Linked DNA regions of Mus musculus: all the other regions are linked to region 1. The links are chromatin loops, found by intact Hi-C in ENCODE. Cell type or tissue: heart. All regions are shown on one strand.

Region 1 (8,000 bases):
ATAACTCAAGCCATTTCCTCAAACTGAAGCCTTTGACTCAGATTTGTAGACAGATACAATATAAAATTTTATTTTATTGTAACCTAATACATAAATGAAGACAATCACCTTACTAAAACCACAGATGGTTCTAGAAAGTACCAAAACTTTTGCTTCCAAGGGAGAATGGTAGGAAGATTTCCCTTATATATGAAAGCAGAGAATAGGAATAGAGAAAAGGCCTTCCTTCCTTCTTTTCTTCCCTCTTTTCTTTCCTTCCTCCCTTCTTCCTTTCATACTTATTTTCCTTCCTTCTTCCCTCCCTCCTTCCCTTTCTTCCTTCATTCTTAGAAGTTTTGAGATAGTCTCACACAGAATGGCCTGAACTATGTAACCACAATCTTGTCTCTTGCTTCCTGGCAATATTTATCCCTCAGCCCAGCAATACAGATATGAATCATGACACCAGGCACACATAGCCTGGTTTTCAATTGAGAGCTATTAATACTGCCTTTCCTAAAACTTTGTGCTTGAGAGAGTCTAATTTGGCATTTCCAAAGAAAATGTGGAGAAAGGGAGGATACTGTGAAATCTTGGCATTTGCTGATGACGTTCACAGGTTGATAGTGAGAGCCAAAGCTCGAGAAGATTAATTAGAAGAGTGTAGCAAGAGCATGAAATGAATTGGCAAAAATAATTTTGTATTAACCACGACAGGTAACTGCAGTATTCCCACTGAGAACAGCTAATGCAGCCTTGAGACCACCACACAACCGGTAACAAATGGCAGCATCCCTAACTATAGGCACAGAGCTTTTCTTGCCGTGCACAAAGTTTAAGATTCTGAAAGTCATAAGTCCTTCCTTTTATCATGACAGTTTCAGAACAGGGAATTGCATTTTGGAAAGTTGAAAAAGGATCAAAGGTATCCAAAGTTTTCATTTTATAATTATTGTTATTTTGCCTATCATTTTAAAACATTTTTTTTTGTTTTGAAGAAAAGAAGAAAGAAAAAAGGAAGAAAGGCAAGAAAGGAAAAGAAAGGAAGGAGGGGAAGGAAGGAGGGAGGGAGAGAAAGAAGGAAGAAGGGAGAGAGGGGAAAAAAGGAGGAAGGCAAAGGAAAGGAATGTCACTGTGCTTATGATGTGTCTACATAAGCTCACCAAGCATCATCTATAGCATAATTTTGTTAGGAAACAATCTTAGATTCTAATATTTGTTATTCATATGTTTTGAAATTTGATTTCTCTATAAATCCACAAAGCTTTCTTCTTAATGCAAAGTATATTTTATTAATTGTGAAAATTGAATTGGTTGCTTTTTTATAGATTAATGGAGTATTTTTGAAGTGCTTTTCTTGTATTAGAACAATTGAGGACATTGGTACCCTTCATTGTTGTTGTACCTTTTTGATTTCAAACAAGAACATTTCATTGAGGCTGTTGGTCAGAATCATGGATTTTTGTATGCTCACAAGTGACTTGTTCACATATTTTGTTGTGAGTCCTGGAGATCCTGAAAATATTTCTAGAGGAAAGAACTAAGAAAATATTATAGAAAGAGAAGATAAAAGTAAAAAAGGCTACAAGAACAAATGTATTGACTTTTCTGTACCTGATGGGTTCCGGGGTACCTTTGATTCACCTTGATGCCAACTTTAGAAGAATCTATTTTCACTGGAGTTGCAAGTGCCATTGTTTCCTATGCTTGATGTTCATCTGAGTTACTTTTCTGTTGCTGTGAAAAATTACCATGGCCTAGACAACTTATAGAAGAAAGAGTTTATTTGGGCTTATGGTTCAGAGGGATGGGAGTCCATCATGGCAGAGAAAAGTGTCAAGAAAGCTCTTAGTCTGCAGAGGAGCAGGAAGATGAATGCTCATATTATCAAACCCAAGTATAAGAAGAGAGTGAACTGTAAATAGGGTAAGACTGTGTAATCTCAAAGTCTGTCCACAGCAGTGCCTATTTTCCAGCAAAGCTGCACTGCCCAAACCTACCCCAAATAGTACTGCCTTCTGGAGCCAAGTATTTAGATCAAGACCTTGAGGGACAGTTCTCATTCAAACCACTAGTGTGTTCTTGCAGCCTTGGACACAGCCATCTTGAAGTCTGGCCTCTTAAGTTTCTGTGAAGTTGATTTTCTGATAATAAAAACCAGAAGTCTTCAGTGCCTAGTACACAGATCTGTGAAAGCAAACCTTTATTTTTCTTGTACAATCCAAGGCTTGATAATCAGTTTTTCTGTTACCTGTTCATTAGTCAACGAGCATGCTCTTTACCTCATCACATCTCTAGGACAGTTAGCCAGGCATCTTTCTTCATCCTTGCCTGACTTCAGTCATGTACTTCTTGGTTTTTGCTTTTTATTTTTAAGAATTAATTTATTTTAATAATGTATATGTAAGTGTGCTCATGAAGGCATGAGCACTCTAATGCAAAGCTTTGATCACCCACTCCATTGACCCCACACATTTCTTCAGTGATATGTAACCCATGAACCTCATACACATGGATTCCTTTGGGCTCCATCTGATGAAGCTTTCCTGTCTCCATGGTTTTGAACATGAGAGCAACTAACTCCTCTCCTCATACATAATGCTCACACCACTCACTGTTCTGCAGGGTTCTTCATTGCACTTGGGAGGTTAACCAAAGATCGTGATTGTGGCTTCCATTGCTGCTGAGATATAGTTTCTTCAACTTCATGCTCATCCTTTCTACCTGAGGTGCTCAAAGTTCACCATGAAAATTGTACCCAAAGTACCATATTTTTTTTCCTCTCCCTAGAGGCCCACTAAGATCTTCTCTTTAAAAAAAAAAGAAAAGAAAAGAAAAAAAAAGAGAGATTCACATGTATATCGGAATCCCCTGCCTGTGATTTCAGTATTATCAGATTATAGGAAAACATTGTAGAGTTGTTTTCCTTATCAGTTATTACGTCTTCAAATTGACATTTGCTACTTTCCAGAGAAACTTATTCTAGAACAAGCTGTTGAGAGCAGGTTTCACTCTTGGCTGTAGTTCCTCAAGAGACTTTTAGAAATTAGTTTAGAATAGGAAACTGTTCTAGAAGATTGAGATTGCTGTCTCAGGGAGCTATCTTAATGCAGTGATTTGTTTTCAGGGACATATTGCACACCATAACGTCTCCACTTTTACTTTCTTGTAGCACAGAATTGGGAAGAAGGAATGGACCTCTCTGAAGGTTTAGAGTATGTAGTATTTCTAGTTCTACTCTGAACTCTGGGTTTAAGCAAGTAAATGACACCTGTCATTGCCCTTATTGTATTGTCCAAAACCTAAAGGAGGAAATAATTTTTACGTAGTTGCATAACCACCCAGAAAAGTATATTTTTTAACATAATATTTTAAGAGACAGTCTTGAGGACTAGGCTCAGGGTACTCAGGATGCTGGGTACCCTCAGCCCACCCCAGCTTCTCCCATTTTATAAAGTACATCAGAAACACAATCCATTTTTATATATCATTTGATTTCATTTTTTCCACATGTAATTCCCTATTGTGGTTATTTATGAAACATGCAAGTGTGGGCACAAGCGCATGCATGCACATGTGTATACACATACACACACACACACACACACACACACACACACACAATGTGAGAAATGCAGCACAAACACACACACAGGCTGTGAGAATGGGACAGGTGATTTTGGAAAGGAAGCCTGTGCTATACATTTGAGCGATGATTAAGATAGCATAGCTCTTCAGAAGAAAGAGAGTCTTCCTACAGGTGAGAGATGGCAGAGAAGTATGACTTCTAGGAAGAGAGTGTGCCACACAGAAACAGATGGTAGAAGATGCATGGCTCCTCACAAGCGATAACTCAAGGACTTGAAGTTTGTTAGGGTTTTTGTGCCTTTAGTATATGAAATAAAGGAACATTCTAGCAGGCACCAGCATAGAGATGACTGGATGGTGCAGAAGAAGCCAGTAAAGCTACTCTAGAAAGAGAAGCAGAGAAGATCTAGACTAGGTGAGAGCCACTGCATGTGAGGCAGGAAGCGTTCAGTGGTGGTCAGTGTCAACCGGGATTCATTCATGCTAAGGAAATGTCGGAAAACTATGTCCAGATGTATATGTGCATCCTGTGTGTGTGTGTGTGTGTGTGTGTGTGTGTGTGTGTGTTTGTGTCTGTATGTGCATGTGTTATGAATCCTTTAGTTGCAATAGAGAATTACATGTGGAAAAATAAATCAAGTTATATATGCAAATGGATCATGCTTCCAATGTACCTTATGAAATGAGAAAGCTGGGACTGGCTGAGGCTAAAATGTCTTACTGTTAGATTGCCTGCCTAGCATGTTGCCTAGCATGTTGCCTAGCATGTTGCCTAGCATGTTGCCTAGCATGTTGCCTAGCATGTTAGCATGTTGCCCACTCCTCAGTCCTGCCATAGAGGATTAGGTTAAAAAGGGACAATAGAAATGTTTAATATTTGGGAAAAATGCTAATTATGTGCTTGTAATTTTACTTTAGCAGTGATATGTAGGCTATAACTTATTTTTCATTACTTTTTACTAGTAATCTCCTGATTTTTGTAGTGTGGGAACAAAAGAAATGGAAGTCTTATCTGTTAGTGAGAGCTCAGCACTCATCGGAAGTGACAAGTCCTTTCCAAGGCGGCATACCGCCCTCTGTTGGTCACTAGGTTTTAGGCTAAGCAAACTGCAGCTTCAAGTTTAGTGACCACTGAAAAAATTTAACAGACCAAAGATGACTTCAAACTCAGAGATAATTGTTCCTAAAATATTTAAAAATCTGTACATATATCAGAGAGTACACAGATGTTCTCTTTGTTTTGTGTTTCTCCCACTGTCAAGAACATTTTTAATGCAGCAATTGTATGAAGCAGTTTATATTTTCTAAGCCTTCCCACATTCACTGGTCTGAGCAATTGCACTGATAGTTAGTTGTCAGATTCCCATACATCTATGCTGCCCATCTTACCTTTGATAACCAGAAAGAGAATAAGTCTTAAGGTTAAGTCTAAGGTTATATTTTGTACATTATAAGAGTATATAGAATAAGTAAGTCAAAGGAATTTTCCATTTTCTAAATAAGAATACAGAACCTTATCTATTGAAATTATTAATTTGAGATTGTTGGGTAAAGTTACTTGTGTCTGGGAGGTGTATATATAATAGAAAATATAAGCAGAGAATATTTAGACAAAGTACCAACTGTTTGCAGACAGATCGTTTCAGAAGTAGAGAAGGATATTGGGCCATGTGGTGCTTCTCATTTGATGGCATGTGATGCTCTCAGAACATCAAAAGAGATGGAAGATGTGAATTACAGTCGTTGCTGGCTTTGCTGTTTCTGACTTCTCATAGGAGACCTTCCACTTGTGATATTTCTCAAGAGTCATTTGAGTAAGGGCTCTATAGGTCCCCTCCTATAGTACTGTATGTATGTATGTTATCTTAAGAAGAGACTTCAAATGTAAACTCGTATTTCCATCCAGAAAATTAAAGTAAGCAAGCATCTGTTTCCTTGGGATGGCCTGTCGCCAAGGTTCAGCCTACAGTGCCTTACTGCAAAATTTTCACATGATTTCATTTTTTAAAAATTTCCCAGCCAATTTCAAGTCTAAAATTATAATCAGGTCCTATGAAAAGTATAAACACATATGCAGTTTTTCTGACTCTGAGGTCAGAACCCAGAATATGCCAAAGATCGTTTCTACAGTGTCCAGCTCATTTTCTAGAATAATTTAGCATATTAAAGACCAAGACAGCATTTCCTGGTAATACAGACAGCCTCCCAGGGAAAGATTTGGGGGTGACGGGATGTTGCATCTTCCCGTAGAGATTTAAGAGGCTATATAGTCTCCCAGGATACACCAAGCTGCTTTTCTCAACGTTGGGCACCAACATCGCGTAAGGAAAGTCCCAGAGCGTCTCCTCCTTATGTGTCATCCCTTATGCTGTTTATCCATCTCTTCTCCCAGTTCCCTCTCCACCCTGGGAATTTTCTTCCATGCTGTGCTTGCCTCCCAGGGTGCCTCCCAAGATGACTAAATAGAAAGAGAAGGAAAATACTTCCAACAATGGGGCTCAGATGCCTTCTCTTAAAACTCTTTTCAGGGTGTGTCATAAATCATACCAGTGCAATCGACCGTGCTAGTTGAAAGCAGGACTTTTGTTGACTTACTTTTTAACAGCCGAAAATTAATCTCAGACCTATTATGGAGCTTTTGGGTATAGGGAATATGGACTTTATAACTATCTTTGCCTAAAGTAAAAAAGTGAAAATATTAGAAGTTCTGCTTTTACTGTTATAGTTTTGTTGGTAAAGATTATCTCAAGGCTGTTGTCTTCATTTCTAAAGAAATTCTGACTGGCTGGGTGAAGATGATACAGCACTTAAGATCTGTGATGGCCCTTGCAGAGGACTTGAGTTCAGTGCCCAGCACCCAATGTTGGATGGCTCACATGTGCCTGTAACTTCAGTTCCAGTAGATCTCAACACCATCTTTTGAATTCTACAGGCCCATATACATGTGCACACACATGAGCAAGTAAATACACACATGCATGCATATAAATAAAAAATTGTTGAGAGAGAGAGAGAACAAGTGAGAAAAATGTACATATTCATGATTCTTTCTTTACATGTATAGTCATGTTCAGTTCAGTAACAACAGCGCTGGTAATACGTAATATTTAGTAAGCATGAATTTCAGGCTAAACAATTGCTAGGACTCTTTTTTATGGGATTTTCATTTCACATATTTATTGTACTGGGTTACAGGGGTATACTTTGTATTATGTGTGTCCCCAATACTCCCCTGCATGGTCCTGGGTCACAGGGATATACTTTGCGTCATGTCTGTCCCGTGTACTCCCTGGCCCTTCCCTGTCAACCTGCTCCCATTATTCACTTACTTCATGTCATTTGCAGATCTGATTTTATATTTCTGTATTTGTCATGGTGAGACTTTACCGATACTCCTACACATGGCTTCATTTAACTGTCAAAACATAGGTCCTATTACTAAGCCCACTTTGGTGCTGCGAAAGAAAGGGTTAGAGAGAGAAATGTATTTCTCTATATGCACACTAGCAGATCTAAACGTGAGCTCCAGCAGTTGCCTTTACATTGTATGCCCCTTGTGACCCCCATACAATAGATTTTGATACTAGAGAATAAATAAAATGTCTTGCCCTTCACACCAACTCTTGACACACTTGTTTTCTAACTCTTCACACACAGGGAAATCATATAGTGAGACCTGCATTGGAACCTGTTTGCTCCCAGTGTTGCTTATATCATCATCATGATTATTATCATTAATATACTACTATACTAATTTTTAATTTCTTAAATTAAAAAAATATAATGCTATCACTTGTCCCGTCCCCCTTCTAACACCTCCTATACACCTGCTTTCTCTCCTCAAAATCTCTTAAGTGTTGTTGCATGTGTGTGTGCGTGTGTGTGTGTGTGTGTGTGTGTGTGTGTGTGTGTGTGTACATACCCCTAAATGCATGAACAAACCTTATTCAGTCCATATAATGTAACTTGTCCTATCATTTCTAGGAGACACAACCTCACAGCAGACTTCCTGGTCCTGGTTGCCTGTCTCTTATAATCTATCTACCCTAGTGCTCCCTGAGCTATGGGTGCAGGAGTAGTATTGCAGATTTATCAATTGGGACTGTACACCCCATAATCATTTATTATCTACATCTCGACCAGTCATGATTTTCTGTAATGACCTCCATTGGTTGCAAAGAGACAATTTTTTGATGAGGAGTAAGAACTACAAGTATCTGTGGGTACAAGGATACATATTTAGATTAAAGTTAAGATCCATGCTGATTTAGTGGAGTGGCAGTTATAGATTCTTCAACAAGATCCAGGAGTAGTTCCCTAGTTTTGGTGAGCTGTCCATGTCTGCAGTATGAAGCATGATCTCTCCTCCCTTCCCCCTCCCCCTCTCCCCCTCTCCCCCTCTCCCCTTCTCTTGATCATTGAGCGGGCTTCAG
Region 2 (8,000 bases), 110 kb before region 1:
GGGTCCCGTGGGGATGGGCTCAAATGCTTCCTTTAAGGCTGAGCTCACCACAGTCACTTATCCTAGGAACTTTGACCAGCCACGAGTCACACATTAACTGCTGCCTACTTCAGTCAGAGGCTTCTCTGGCCAGGGCTGAGAGCAGCAGTAGTCTGTGGGTGTAAACACAATTTTTTAGAAGCCAGTTTAATAACATGCTCATGTAGCGAAGGACAGTGGTAGATTTCTACCTAGGGCTCATGACCTCTTCAGCCATGGACTTTTGGCCAGGCTTGGGATCATATATTTCCTCCTGTAGAGCATGCTTCAAATCCAATCACAGAGTGATTAATTATCCCCATAATCAATATTCCTATGGCACCAGTGGGCCCATCAAGCCTGGTAGGTCCATCCTCTGCCGTTCAGGGTTCCCTGCCCCATTGGGCCATGGCTGACATTTCTCCTCCAGAGGTTTCATAGCATCTTCGGACACTATGAAAGCCAGCCAGCAAGAGGAAGTTTTCAGGTTAGTTCTAGCATTTCATCTAGCTATGGTGGATAAGCGTGCACAGTGGCAGTGTCCGTGTCCTGTATCATTCTGTGGCTGCTGATGTCTCCATGGCCAATTGATCTTAGGGAGCTATCCCACGCAGGTTTTCACTTATTAATCCATGTCTTCTGGGGGAAGTACTGTCTACTCAGGTAGTGTCTTCACACACCCTAGTGCTGGTTAAGCTATCTCCTGCCACCTTCTGTGTGTCCTTTCTCCCTGTCTCTGCTTTAATCTCCCATCATACCTCGGGAGAAACCTCTTTTAAACTGTCTACCGTTCATTAATTAATTTGTCTATTTAAAAATTTTGGTTTCATTTGTGTGGAATCTGAGTCCCTATTATATCTAGAGACTATTAGTTTTAATGTTTGATAACTATAAAATAAATTTTTATATGATGTACAAATAACGTTATTATTTTTAGCATGTAAGGATTCCTTTTCTGACTTGACTGGACACGTGAACACCAAGCTTTCTTGCAGGTCTGTATTCATTTAGCTAGACAGTTCTACCGAGGAGTACCAGACTCCCAAAGAGTAAGACCTAGACGCCCATTAATCTCAAAAGCACGCTGCTTATCTCTGTCCAAAAATAGGAAAAACAGTCATCAGTGCTTCCAAGGAGACTTTTTGAGAATAAATATGATAACAGCTTGCAGGTAATTTTAAGTCCCAGGCATAAGAACTGATAAGGCTTAAAGAGCAGTAGGTTAGAGGTCAAGAGACTCTTATCTCAGTGGCAAAGCTGGACAGAAATATGCGCTCTTTCTAAAGCTCCCTTCCTCTCTCAGCAGAGTGAAAATACCACCTCTTGCTTTCTAACTTCAGTGTGATATTTGCAGTTGAAGTACATTTTAAAATAATTTAAGGAGATGGAAAAATGGCTTAGTGGTTAACAGCACTGGATGCTCTTTCAAAGGACGAAGGTTCAATTTCTAGCTCTCAGCTGGTGGCTCACAATTGCAATTCCAGTTCTAGGAGATTGGAAATCTCTTTGATCTCTGCAGACACCGTGTATGGTATACAGGCATGCATGTAGGCAAACACTCATGGTCATAAAATACAAAATAAAATCTAAAAATTTACTAATTTGTGTTTGAAGTTGAAAGTTTCACAACAGATAACTGTGCCTTTTATATAGAAAAACGAATTGTCTGAAGAGGTGTGGCCCACAATTGTGATTCACTTAGCAAGAGGGGTTGTTTCATCTGTGTCCCCCAAAATAAGATTTTGGTCTACAAATATATACAGTTAGGAGTGGAAAATATCTCATACTTTGAGATCACTGACTTAACACTTGTGTTTATTTATCACATCTATTTATGTTCACCAGAAGTTTGTGAGAAATTATTTTTGTTTGTTTTCTTTTGAGTCAAGGCCTTGCTGTCCTTGAACTAACTTTGTAGCCCAGGCTGGCCAGCAACTTACAATAATTCTCTTACTTCTGCCTCCTGAGTACTGACTGGGCTTAAAAGAATATACCAACATGTCTGGTTGAAATGATTCATTTTCTTGTCTCAGATTTTTCAAAACCTACTCTTAATAAGGGTTCTTAAATGGTTTAATCTCCCTTCTTGCCCATTATCACCAGAGGTAGTGGAAAAGAAAGGTGATTAGGATATGGAGGAAATGGACTTGTTTAGAAATTATTCTTTGGAGCAAATCCAATCTGTGTTGTCAGGAAATCAGCAGTTCAGTTCACAGGAATCAGCAGTGGTAGCTTGATCCACCTGTAAACACTTCACAAATATTCCAACTATCCTTTGCAGTAGTATTGTGTTAGCAAACATGAATCAGTAGTGGTGGCATGACCTAGCAGACACAGCCAGGTCTCCATGGAATCTGTATGAGGCACCAGGACTAGTAGCGATGCCAGGAGAAGTTCTCTACCTTGCCTCTCTCAATGAAGTGAAGATCAGTGAAGACGAGATCTGAGATGCAAGCCACCCATCACTCTCCATTGGGTCCTATTTATACCCCCTCCAAACATCATGTATCCTCTCCCATGGGTCTTGCCTCACTATGTGAGTCTGTCTGTCTTAGCAAAACTCCATATGAATCTGTATCAGCTAACATCACTCTGCCAATTGGCCCGAGTCCTCAGAAGTGGCAAGTACACCATAACATAACAAGTGGCCATAACACCACCAGAAGTTTTTTGGTATGCTTCTTTTTATGAAGTCACAACAAATAGTGACCATTAAGGAAAGGCAAGATAGACCAATATCATATCGTGATATCCACCATCTGTTGGGTCCTTCTTAATATCATGTATCCTTTCACATGTTTGCTTTAGCAGAACATCCTTTCACCTGTGTCTGCTTCAGGAAAACATCCTTTGACATAACTGACTTTCCAAAGAAACCAGAAGTTTCCACTTCATTTTGTAATTATAAAATTATCTAATATTATAATCTACTAAGGAACATGCAGAAAAACAACAAGGATGGAATGCATGCTGTCATGATCAGCCCAGGGCCAGGTCTGGGCACTCCGGTATATTCTGGTTTTCTCTCTCATATTCATTCATATAGTGTGTGTGTATGTGTGTATGTGTGTGTTTCTTTGTTGTATGTATATGTGTGTGCATTGTCAGTGAATGTGTTTTGTGTGTATTGTATGTTATGTATTGTGTTATTTATGTATCTGAGCCTTGTATTGTGTTTTCTATATTCTTTCTATGTGTGATATATATGTAAGTATATGCATGGAGTTATATGTAACTGTGTTGTGTGTTAATAATGTGTGTATGCATGAGTGTTATATGCAGTTCTTTTAATGTCCCTTTGATTGACACGGAGACAGGTTCTCTCCAGAGTAGTACATCCATTTATAGTTGAATATTTCACTTTTTTTTTTCTGAAAAGTAAAACTAATGAGGTGAGGGTTTTGCTCTCTAGTGTACATCATTAATATTATGTATTCTTGGCATTTGACGACTGGCCACTAGGTGGCTCTGTGCTTGACTCCATTTTTCCTAAAAATGGAGCCTTGCCAGTGTAAATTAGGCTGAAATGGTGATTTCTTGGGCTTTATCAGCTTTATATTAACAATCCATGGATAAAATCACTTATCAGTTCAATGACTGGGGTCTTGTTCAGATAGACTATCAAGGGATCATGGGTTTCATATACACCTCCAACATGGCAACTGGGTGAGCTGAGAAAGCAGTTTATCATTATCTTACCCGAGTCATTGGCACAGACTCATCCAGGCCTTGACTGTAGACCAATAACTTCATTCTCTGTATCACTGAAGTGCTTTTAGTTAAATTTCTCCTCTTGGTACCTCTTTGTAATTATGGCCCACTAAATATATATTAATGCATACTTAATGTACAGCATTATTCTCAATGACTATGGAGGGCAGATGTTTGCCTGGATGGACATACAATTCCCTTCCAAATATGTCTTTTGGGATGATTTATTTGTGTTGTTCCTCAGCCTGTACGAATTTGTATCTTGAGGATGGTGTAAAACACAGCTTTCTTTTTCCTTAAAGACCAGCAGGGGACAAGAAATGACTGAGCTGATATTGGGTACAATGAGGTCTCCGGGGACAGATTCTCGTTAGTTACCACTGAACTGTGACTTTCCAAAGGGGAACGGAATGTTTGAGGAGAGGCACTCAGCGTTTTCTGAACTCTAAAATTTCACTTAGGAACCTCAGTGCTGTGGTGTGAAAAGTTGCTTATCATCCAACATGGTGGTCAGTTTGAGGCCAGACTGGTCTGCATGGTTCTTATCTCTACATGATGAGATCCTGTTATTTTGTTTGTTTGTTTGTTTTTAAGCTGTTTTCTGCTGTGTTTTGGGCTCATAATCACTCATTTATTTTACCTACAAGTTTGTAAAAAGCTCTGTAAGCTTTTAGTTTAACCTGTCTTCTTTTGTCAGAATAAAGATGAACGAAGTGGGAGGGTACCTGACAACTTCTTCTCTGAATTAGTATCCCTTGTTCCTTTGTTTTCATGGTAGACACCTTCCAAGAACACAGTAATCCCCGTGTGGGTTCCTTGTGGGTTCTTAGATTACACAGGCTCAAAGCTCTGATGCTATGCCAGGCTTTCACCATTTTCGAAGGCTGAGAACTGTATGTTCTAGGCTGTTCAAGACCTTAGCTTAGGCACTTGATCTTATGCGACTCAACAATGGTAGCATGCCTTGAATAAGATAGAAAATACATGAGTTAAAGCCCTGGGGTTGAATGAAATGAGGAGAGCAGATAGTACAAATGGTTCTTAGTTCTTAGAACTTCAGAGACTATCTTTAAAAGAATGTCCCAGAAGAAGGAAACATCATAAATAGTACAAGTCAGTGCCAAAAGATGTTACTCATCTCAAGTCTCTCTCTCTCTTTCTCTCCTCTCTCTCTCTCTCTCTCTCTCTCTTTCTCTCCTCTCTCTCTCTCTCTCTCTCTCTCTCTCTCTCTCTCTCTCTCTCTCTCTCTCTCTCTCTCTCTTCTCTCTCTCTCTCTCTCCTCCTTTCCCTCTCTCCCTCTCCTTCTTTCTTATTGAGATTTTTGGATTGATAAGAAGCTATGTTTTAAATGGATCTGCTGCTTTGAGGCCGCTGGTGAGTGAGGAGCCAGAGAACTAAGTCAGCAGGTTGGAGCCTGACCTTGTGGCCCATTTATTTTTTTCTCTCTTCTCACTCTTGAAAAGCATGTTCCCTGGAGATTTCCCTGAATAGTGGCTGTGAGTTCTGAAGCCCCACCCTCTGTTGAGTACACTGAGCTGTGTTGTGCAACATGGAAATTACTCCCGTTCCTGCTCTTGACAGCCAGACACTTGGAAGGTCAGCAAAGACAGCTAGCTGCTGGGGAGGGAAAAGATTGTGTCCTCCCGGCCATAGTCTGTGGCTGAAGCCAGAGTTGTTGTATGAGTAACATAATAAATAGGATTTTAAAGTTTTTTAGATTATTGGTTTTTTTTTCCTTTTCCTTTTCCTTTTCCTTTTCTTTTCTTTTCTTTTCTTTTCTTTTCTTTTCTTTTCTTTTCTTTTCTTTTCTTTTTTATTGGTGCTGGGTGTTGAACCCCAAGGCCTTGGGCTTGCTAAGTACATGCCATATCATTGAGCTACATCCTCAATGACCTGGAGCCCAAGGCATCAAACTGTATCAAGGTAAGACCCTCTTCTGAACTGACAGTTGGTAATGCAAGCACTCTACACACTTCTAGACCTTCTGTAGATAAGGGGGAGAGAAGAGGGTTTGCTTGTCTTCAGTCCTCTCCCAAGATTAAAAAAAATAAGTGACATGAAAACATATAAACAAAAATGCTGTCCTAGTTGAGAATTAATTATTCTGTATGGTTTTGAGATTTTGGAGACATGATTTCATGGACTTCCTTATTATTCTCAAACTCAGTACGTAACTAAGGATAGCCTTGAGTTTCTGACCCTCCTTTTTGAGTTGGGGAGTATAGCATCATAATAGCCTTATGTAGCACTGGGGGTTGAACCCAAGGATTCTTTTTTTTTTAAATTTTTTTTTCCATTTTTTATTAGGTATTTAGCTCATTTACATTTCCAATGCTATACCAAAAGTCCCCCATACCCACCCACCCCCACTCCCCTACCCACCCACTCCCCCTTTTTGGCCCTGGCGTTCCCCTGTACTGGGGCATACAAAGTTTACGTGTCCAATGGGCCTCTCTTTCCAGTGATGGCCGATTAGGCCATCTTTTGTTACATATGCAGCTAGAGTCAAGAGCTCCGGGGTACTGGTTAGTTCATAATGTTGTTCCACCTATAGGGTTGCAGATCCCTTTAGCTCCTTGGGTTCTTTCTCTAGCTCCTCCATTGGGAGCCCTGTGATCCATCCATTAGCTGACTGTGAGCATCCACTTCTGTGTTTGCTAGGCCCCGGCATAGTCTCACAAGAGATAGCTACATCTGGGTCCTTACCTGCTAGGCAAATGCTCTACTAACAGAGCTCTATCTCCAGCCTCTCTACTTAAGACTTTTTTTTTTTTAAACAAAACAAAACAATCACAATGCTTCCACAAGTTAAAGAGATGGATAGATGAAACAAGCCATACTCTGTTGACACATGTGTGTACTAGGTGAGTTTGGTCATCAATGCTTATCTATCGCCACTTCTTCTAGTTGCTAATGATACTACACTTCTCCATCACTAATTTTTGGGTTGAATGTTTCCCTTTTTATGATTATAAGGACAAAACAGATTTAAATATCAACCTTTGAGATATAAACTTTGTAGAAACAAGCACACATTTTATCTGCATCTGTGGACGGGCTCTGGTGTATTGCGTGTTGCTGTTTTTATAAGGTGGGGGTGACAGGCTCTGTTGTATATGCCCCCAGACTTTTTCCTTGATTCTTAAACTCTTCGACTTACATGTTATTTGGGTAAATGTGTCCAAATTTTATCTAGTTGGGAGTAAAAGAAGGCAGCTGTTAGACATAAATTCAGAGTTACTGGTTATTTTCATCTTAGAAGAAAACGTGAAGTGAGGAGTAGCAGTAGGCATCCTTTAGGACAGATTATAAACACACAAAATGTCTCCAAGAGAGCCTTTGAGGAAGGAAGTAAAAGAATACTCTAGGAATGTGTCTAGGAATCTTTAATTCAGAAATAAATTTAGAAAGAATGATAAGGATATCCCAAATTCTTTTATTAAATATATTTTAAATACATTCAACATTCATTAACAAAAAAGCAAACCGTACAACTCTCTAAAATTAATAAGGCCTTTCAGGCCTTCAGAGTTTTGTATAATGGTGTCTTTTTCTGACCTTGTAGAGCATCTATCCCATCATTAAATGATTTTAAGTGAGTTACTGTACTTGATAATATGAAAATATTTTTAAATCTTATTTTTTATCTCACTATATGATATCTCTTAATATCATAGAATATGAGCTACCTTGGCTATTTTAGTAGACATTAGTCTTTATTCCTCATTTAAAAGGATGTTGTGTTAATTTTTATTTTTTAAGAGAAATGTGTTTATTTACTTAGTGTGTCTGAGAGAGTATGTGGTGTGTATGTATGTGTGTGTGTGAGAGTGTGTGAGTGTGTGTGTGTGTGTGTGTGTGTGTGTGTGTATGCGTGTATGCATTTGGGCACACACATGCCATAGAGCAAGTGGAGATTAAAGGGAGAGCGGGGCCTCTCCTACCATGTGGTTCTGGGGAAAGAGCTCAGGTCATCAGGTTGAACTTCAAGTGCACCAAGGCTGGGAGACTCAGGCTTCTGACCTGGATCTTTGCATGGAGATCTTGAGTCATAGTGGCCATGAAAAGCTTAGGCCCAGGCTAGGTAGTACACACCTTTAATCTCAGGAGTTGGAGGCAAGGAGATGTCTGAGTTCAAGGTCAGCCTGGGACAAAGCAAATTCCAGATCCAGGCGTGGTAGTATACACCTTTAATCAGGGTCACACCTCTGCTGGAGGCCTACATAAGGACTTTGAAAGAAGGAAGATTAACTCTTCTTATACAGCTTGCA
Region 3 (8,000 bases), 65 kb before region 1:
AGTGGTCACTATTTGTTCACGTTTGTTTCCTAAGACAGAGGAGAGAATCTTCAAGTGTCTTTACCATGTGACAATATGTTAAACATGTTAAGCAGAGTGTGAGATTCATAGTGTGTGCTCGCTGGAAAGGATGATGTTTATCATCTAATCTGCAGATTGGATATATCTAACGTCAGTTAAGCTGCTAAAGCTTGTATTGTAACTATGTTCTTTAAAACTTTAAATTGTGCAATAATTAAGATATAAATGAACACTAAAGGGTATAAAGAAAAATGTTACATTATTAATTATATCCTATTTTGGCCTATTAAAAATACATGGTAAAGTATATTTTAATGACTACATTATTTTGACTCTAAATAAAGATTGTAACTCTATAGACATATACATAACTAAAATTGAACATTTATTGTAATTGTTTATCCTAGAGTAAATCTTTGACGCTCTTGGAAGTCTCACCTGTGTCTCCAATCTAACTTACCTCCTCCTCTGTGTTAGTCACCAAGTAGTGCCTTCTTGTGGCCAAAGGATGAGGCTTTAGCACTGCTTTGGAGCTCTGGGCAAGTAACTAGCCCCTTTATACCTCTGTCTTCTCATCTGTATAATAGGCATAGTAATATACATGTTGAGAAGATTGAATGTAGTCACTCATATAGCATAATTGGGATAATGTGAAGGCATGTTATTTATTATTTGTATTTTTATCACTATTTTTAATTTAAGAGATATTTTAATAATATGTATTAATTTATTTATATCTATGTATGTGGGTATATACATGTGAGTATAGGTACCTGCAGAGGCCAGAAGAGGATATCAGATTCTCAGGAGCTGGAGTTACTATTGGTTGTAAGCTACTTGATGTGGGTACTGGAATCCAAACTTGGATCCTCTGTATGAGAACTCTCAATCATGGAGCTATTGCTCCAGCCCCTTGTTGGAGAGTCTCTAAGGTTTCTGAAAAAGCATAATTTGAGGGACTGCCATGTTGACTTCTAGAATGATCCTGGTGTCATTTCTTTATAAAAGCCAGGGGAGAGATTCCAAGCTCTCTTGAGCCTTTTTTTTTTAATGTCATCTTTCATTTCCTTGACATGTACCTCTAATACTATCTTTTCAAAAATGTCCTGTTGAGGAAGAATAGAAATTGTGCCTTAAACAGGGACCCCATAATGTCAGAATTGTCATTCCATAGCAGCATGAGTTCCTGTCTGTATGACTTGCCACTTACGGGTTTTGGCTCTTATTCTGTGTAACATTAGTGTTCTCTGCATGTAGACTGAGTGAAAATCTTGCATTATACAGCTTCCTCTTGCTGCAAAACACGAGACGATCAACAAAAGAGAAGTGTTCTTTGGGTCATGGGCCTCAGGGTTGTAGTCCATGGCTGCTTGCTCTCTTCCTATGCCCTGGGATTTCACAGAGCATCATGGTAGGAGATTGTGGTGGAAAAGTCCTGTTCACTGCATAGTGGACAGGAAGCAAAGAGACCAAAAGGAACTGGAACACTGATGTGTTCTTCATTAGCACATTCCTGAAGCCCCAGCCGGTGCTCCTGGTAGACCCACCTTTGGATGAGATTAAACCTTCTCCCAATAGCATCACAGGCCCAGGCCACTCCAGTTGCACACTAGAGGACAGGGTAGTATAGACATGATAAACTTCACTGCCTTGCAAGCTAGTGTATGCATACCACCCTAACACACAGAAGGCTGAGAGTTGCCTCTATGGTTCGACTATTTCAGGGAAAAAATTACCCACTTTACAAAATATTTCTATGCTTTTCTTGGAAGGTGTTATTAGATTCTTGGCTGGGTGTTCTCACATGTGCTGCGAGGAGTATGCTAGGAGTCTCTCGGTTGCAGGGGAGGGAGAGAAGATTTGGCAAGACCAGGAGAATATAAAACAAGAGTAAAGAAGCATAGCTTTGTTTGTTGGTGCAGTCAACTGTAGAAGAGCAACCCTTCTGTCTCTGAAGATGAAAAAGCACTGAAACAGACTCAGGGTCTCTGTTCGTGGTAGAAGAAACCTTGGATGCTGGCATCAATTTAGAACAAAGATAATTACTAATAAAAACGTGAAACAATCATAGCTAACTTTCCTTTCTCCTCTCAACTGGTACAAAAATAATTCCTTGGCATTTCTGTAAGGATGGAGACATTGCAATGTAGTCAACATGTGCAGTTTCGAGCTTCTTATACTTTGGCTTATGCCCGTAGCAGGAATCTTCACCTCTTATGTCCTGGGCCTCTCCCATCTTCCTCTGGCTGCAAGGTCTCTGTGAGCAACTCTGTTGGGTCTCATCTAGAGGCTTTGAGGCTTTCTTTGACCAGCCAGTATTCTTTCTTTCTTATTGAGATGGCTTTGTATTTTTCTTTTTACAAATTACATTTATTTATTGAAAAGGTTCCTACATGTATACAAGGTGTTTTGATCTTAGTTGCTGTTCCCTACCGTCTCTGCCCAAATCCCTCTCTCCCACTAGGAATCACCATCCTTTTCCCCTCCTGTCTTGCCTACATTGAAATTTTCTGAAAGTTCATCTGTGCATAAGTTTCCATACTGTAACCAGGAACTTAAAAGTCACTGGAAAATTGGCATTCATATCAAATGAGTTTGTTGTGATGAAAGCAAGACAACAGAGGGAATTGAATAACGGCCTGTGTACCGAGCCTTCTGGACCTCTAAGCATCTGGAAGAACAGCCTAAGGCTCTGCAGATGATCTAAAACCCACTTAATAGGTTTATAATGAGGCATGTGGTTCTTGTGGGAGTAGAGGCGGCTCAGGAAACGCTATCGTCCACTCTGCTTTTGAAAACATTTAATGCCATTTACTGTAGCACTGTTCTTCAAGTGATTTCATGCTCAGCTTTACTGACTCGTATTTTATGTCAGCTTGAGTTTGTATTAATAGGACGAGATTCGGCACTGCTGCCTCTGAGGCTCTCCGCGAAGCCAGCCGCAGAGCTCTCGAGATGTACTCACATATTAATCTAACTAGGAAACATTTTCTTTGTGTTTTTACCAGGATGGATACGATGGCGGGTGCATAATTAAATACCAAACGTTTGCAAAGATGCATGTTTTACTGTTTTACCCTTTCTGATTAGATAGCCAGGAGGGTTAGCTGAGTGTTTCTAATCTTATATTTGCTGATAATGTTTACATAACCTCATGCTTGTCCCTGCCCTCTCTTTCCTTCTCTTAGTAATGAAAACATTGCTTCTGGCATTAGGCGGGGGCCAGATAAATAGAGGCTGTGAGCACTGTGCAGTATTCCTTTCCATCCCCGTCAGTCCTCCCCTCTCCAACTCTGCCTTTCTTGGCATCTTTCTGTTCTCTGTTTGTCAGAGTTCTCACTGTGACGTAAAGGCCTCGCAGAGAGTGACCCCCGAGGCAAACCTGTAAAACATTATACAACTCGAGTCAAGGCTCCTCTTAGCACTGCAGCTGGCCCAGCACTGACATATGGCAGCAAGCATATTTTAAAAAGAAGACATGGCTTGACAAAGAACATAGTCTCTTGCAGAAAGGTTTACGCTGGCACTCCTTGCTGTTTATAATACCCGATGCCAGGGGCAAGACTCCTTTCCTCCCATTATATCATTATTTTACTGTTTAAGCCCATCACTTCATATGGGAGATGGCTGACTAAAATGTAGAAGCAGACATTTTGTGTTTGTGTGTGTAACTTTAAAGTGAAAAAAGTCTACAGTCACAATATTTTTCAGATTCTACCCGGCCAGCTGGTGGTGTTCTGGCGTCTGATGGGAAGGGAGGGTGTCTGTGAGGACAGACCCATGCTCTAGAGCAGGACTTGAAAAATAGGACATACCTGAGCTATTCCCCCACACTTCAGAGCACCTCTGCTTCCACTCCATTCCTACCTTTGAAACCCAGCATCTGGCTTCATGGAGGATATGGGAGCGTTCTGTGGTTTGAATGGCACGGATAATGGTGGTGAATAGTGCACTATGGTGCACACTTATAGTGGCATTTGGGTTGTTGGCCCTGGATCAGTAGTGACTCCTTGGATCAGAGTCATAGTCAACCACACAGAAGATCTAGAAGCCAACCAGGATTAGTGAATTAGAATCCCATTTACTGCTATAGGGATTCTCTGTTTCCATTTAAACGACTCCTTCTTTTGTGATTGATGTTTTAGTGTTTGAGATGCCGATATGTCCGTTATCTTTCTGGGTCCTGCTGTATCTGTAGTAATTTAATAATGAGACATTGCTCGTTAAGGTACATTGATAGATACAAGCCAATTTACAACTGAGGCCACAGAGGAAGGAAAAGATATCTGACCTCCCTAAACTCATTTTTATGGTAGTGCAACCGGAGCTGGGATTTTAACATCCCACAAACTGATGCTAACAACACATTTGTGAACACTATGATAGAACAAACCGAGTGGAACCCGAGGTGTGCTTTTATAGAAGGAACTGCTGTGAACTCCACAGCTTTGGAATTGATCTGGCTGGGGTGAACAGGAGTGAAGAAATGACAGGCACCCATACAGAGCAGAAGGGATGGTGTGAGCTATGGACTGTGATGGAGACACAGCAGCAGCAGTCAGGAAACTCAGTGCATGTATCAGCTACAGCATCAGGGAGGAGGTGGGGTGAGACGTCTCTGAAGAGATGTGGTCTCAGGTTGTAGTCAACATCCTGGATGAGGAAGCTGCAGTTGATACTGCACACACTGCCTTTAGTGAAAGGTTAATTATTTGTCAGCATCTGTACTCTGAGGGGGGTAGGCATTGTCATTCTGAGCCTGACTCAGGGAAGGCCTGTCCATTTCCATGGGTCAGAGACATTGGTGTCCTTATCATGGCCATGTTCTTGTTAGTAATACACATTCATTCAAGACCTTTTAGCTCCCCACAAAGAACATACTATTCATGTACAATACACTATGTATAAACTACTGATTTTTTTTATTTTTGTTATGTGTATACACGATTGTTTATATGGAGGTAAGGACATATGTGAGTTCAGTATCTACAGACACCAGAAGAGAGTGTTGGTGTTTATGGAGGTAATCAGATTATAATAAATTCCATGTGGTATGCCCTTCTCCCACTTGATCAAATTAAAACTGGTATGTGTGAGTATACAGACAAATACACCAAGGGAAGCTGACACTTGAAAACAGAGGGAAGGTTCCAATGTATCCACTGAGTAAAGAAAAGCAGTGTTGAAGCAAAACACCAGCAGCTAGGGTGAGACAGGGAGGTTTCCAAAGGAATAAATTGTTGTGGAACAGTGGTATGGATAACTGCCCACCTAAGACACCTAGTCCATTGCCTAGGAGCTATCCATCTTTACATTACTGGTTGTGGCCTTTGGAGAACCATGAAGATTGTTGGTTGGCTGCAAGCATCCTTATTGTCAGCCCTGCACCCAGTTTGATTTGCACATTCAGGGCTTAGTGTCCAACTCTAAAAATTGCATCTTTTTATTCTTTCCTGATGAAATACCAGATACTACGATAAGTTGTTAAGAAAGTACCATTCTAGTATCATTGTTATTTTTCTTATTGTATTTATCTTTAGTACATGAACAGAGTGATTGATTCCAGCTTCTGGAATCGAAGAGTTTTGGGTGCAGACTCTTCCATAAATGAACACTTGACCATGAAGAGATAAGTCCCTTTTCCATTTCACACAGTTGACGAATAAAGTCTAATGTAGACTATGATTGTGTCTCATATTTGCTTAGTGTAGACACACAAGCTAAAGCTTATAATCTTTGCCACGATCTGTAGTCCTACAGGCACCTACACATGACCTTTGGACCCTCCCATGGTTACTTCCTTCAGACAAGGAAAGATATCTATCTATCTATCTATCTATCTATCTATCTATCTATCTATCTATCTATCTATCTATCTATCTATCTATCCTACATTCCATGAAATTCAGCATGGGCACCAAATTACAGTTTCAAGTATAGTGTTTAAAGTATTGGCTAGGAGGATGAGTTCATATTGGTGACTCTTTAACAGATTTATTTTTAAAATTTTATTGGTTATTTTATGTATTTACATTTCAAATGTTATCCCCTTCCCCATTTCTCCTCTGAACCCCCCCTATACCACCCCTCTCCCCCTGTTTCTAAGACAGTGCTCCCCCACCCACCCACCCACTCTCACCTCACCATCCTAGCATTCTCCTACATTGGCACATTGAGCCTTCACAGGACCAAGGGTTTCCCTACCCATTGATGCAAGATAAGGCCATCCTCTGCTACATATGCAGCTGGAGCCATGGGTCCCTCCATGTGTACTCTTTGGTTGTTGGTTTAGTCCCTGGGAGCTCTGCGGGGTCTGGTTGGTTGATATTGTTGTTCTACCCCTTCAACTCCTTCAGTCCTTCCCCTAACTCCTCCTTTGGGGTCCCTGTGCTCTGGCCAATAGTTGGCTGCAAGCATCCTCATTTAAAAATGAGCAGATTATAGTGCATTTGGCAAGCACATGACCTGCATTCAGTGTGAATACTACTGATGATGATATAAGAGAAGCATTTCTCCTGACTACTCTTTTGTTTTTTTAATGAACTTCTTTTTTTATGGAAACTGATAAAACTCAGCCCATAACAATACATTGAAGGCCGCATGTTATATTGAGGTAACTATAGGGATTGTGAGGAGTGAGCATTTGCAAATAAGCAACAATGACAGCATTAACAATAGATTAAAGTCAAGTTGCGTAACTGTTTTCTTGAGAGCACTTCTCTATAAATATTTTTAAAGTTTATGTCTCTGTGTATGTCATATGTATACCAGTGCATCATGGGCCTCATTTTTAAATGAGGATGCTTGCAGCCAACTATTGGCCAGAGCACATGGACCCCAAAGGAGGAGTTAGTGGAAGGACTGAAGGAGCTGAAGGGGTAGAACAACAATATCAATATGATGAAGTTACATCATAAAGTTACTGATGGTTGCGAACTTCCCAACATGGATGCTGAGATCTGACTCAGCTCTGTTGTAAAAGCAGAAAATACTCTTAAGCACTGAACCCTTTCCCAGCGTCTCTCATGTGTTCATGCTTTATTCCTGACCTTACATGTCATTTTGCTACACTTAAATAAGTAGCTTCTGAGGACAAGTGGGGTGAGTGACAGTTAGATTCACCATAGGATTCACATCCTATTGGATGTGCATGTAATAAGACCGTGTGGAAGTGTATAAATTGTGAGGAATATCTGCCTCCTTCAGAATACGCAAGCCCTTATTTGTCTTCTTTCAGTAAATAAAAGTCTAGCTCGGGGTATCTAGAAATGTCCACCCTTTCCTGTATGTATTGTTTTATATCATTTTTAGATCATTTATAAAGAAACGTGTTCTAAACAGTTCACTGGTATACTTTATTTGCTATGAGTGTTTTATCTTCCAAGCTACTCTACCTACAGTTCCTTTGTATAAGGACCGGTCTACATAAATGAAAGTGTGTGTGTGTGTATGCGTGCAGGTGCCCATGGAGACCAGAAGAGGACATCATATCTCCTAGAGCTCATGTTACAGGCAATCATGAGCTGCCTGATGTGAGTGCAGGGAACAGAATTGAGGTCCTCTGCAAGCACAGGTGCAATAACCACTGAACCATCCCTTAGCCTATTTCTACTTTAAAACACCATTTTAAATGGATTTCAGGTCCCTGTGGCATTGAGGAATAGATATTTTAAGAGGTATGTCACACTACTGTAATTTTTCAGCTACATGCTTATTTCCTTATACAAATAGAAATTCAGTTAAGGTAAAGACTCTTGTTGATTTATTTTTTTTTCTCTAATGTCACTTGAGTCTGGCTGATTGCAATCACTGGAAACTTAATGAGTTGGTGGATGGAAAGGTCTCTGCAGTAAGAGTGCCATCATCAAAGAATGTCTGTCCTTGACTTTTTTTTTTTTCTAATTTATTTTGTTTTCAACTCCTCTTTTTTTGGCCTTGTCTAGTCAGTGAGGTGGTGCGACCTACCCTGGTATGTAAGA

The links. Peaks named below come from ENCODE experiments on the same cell type or tissue, not always from the same donor. Only the 100,000 strongest peaks of a DNase experiment are listed, where the experiment ranks them.
Region 2: a loop joins it to region 1, with 2.6 times the contacts of the local background. A loop is called at or near these places in 5 of 42 quality-filtered maps.
Region 3: it touches region 1 in a loop (1.9-fold over the local background); 4 of 42 quality-filtered maps call a loop at or near these places.

The regions. Positions count from the first base shown.
Region 1 is chr6:141,443,118-141,451,117 of GRCm38, forward strand. All of the region lies in intron 2 of Pde3a (phosphodiesterase 3A, cGMP inhibited), which reads left to right. Among named protein-coding and RNA genes, the nearest start is that of Slco1c1, 77 kb to the right of the region's middle. In heart, a CTCF peak has its summit at 4,650 (motif pointing left); no DNase peak of the experiment used is centred here.
Region 2 is chr6:141,328,185-141,336,184 of GRCm38, forward strand. All of the region lies in intron 1 of Pde3a (phosphodiesterase 3A, cGMP inhibited), which reads left to right. Among named protein-coding and RNA genes, the nearest start is that of Gm10400, 8.4 kb to the right of the region's middle. In heart, a CTCF peak has its summit at 3,479 (motif pointing right); a DNase peak (open chromatin) is centred at 5,287; H3K27ac peaks cover 3,211 bases.
Region 3 is chr6:141,378,295-141,386,294 of GRCm38, forward strand. The region is part of intron 1 of Pde3a (phosphodiesterase 3A, cGMP inhibited); the gene reads left to right. Among named protein-coding and RNA genes, the nearest start is that of Gm10400, 42 kb to the left of the region's middle. In heart, no CTCF peak of the experiment used is centred here; a DNase peak (open chromatin) is centred at 3,377; H3K27ac peaks cover 1,085 bases.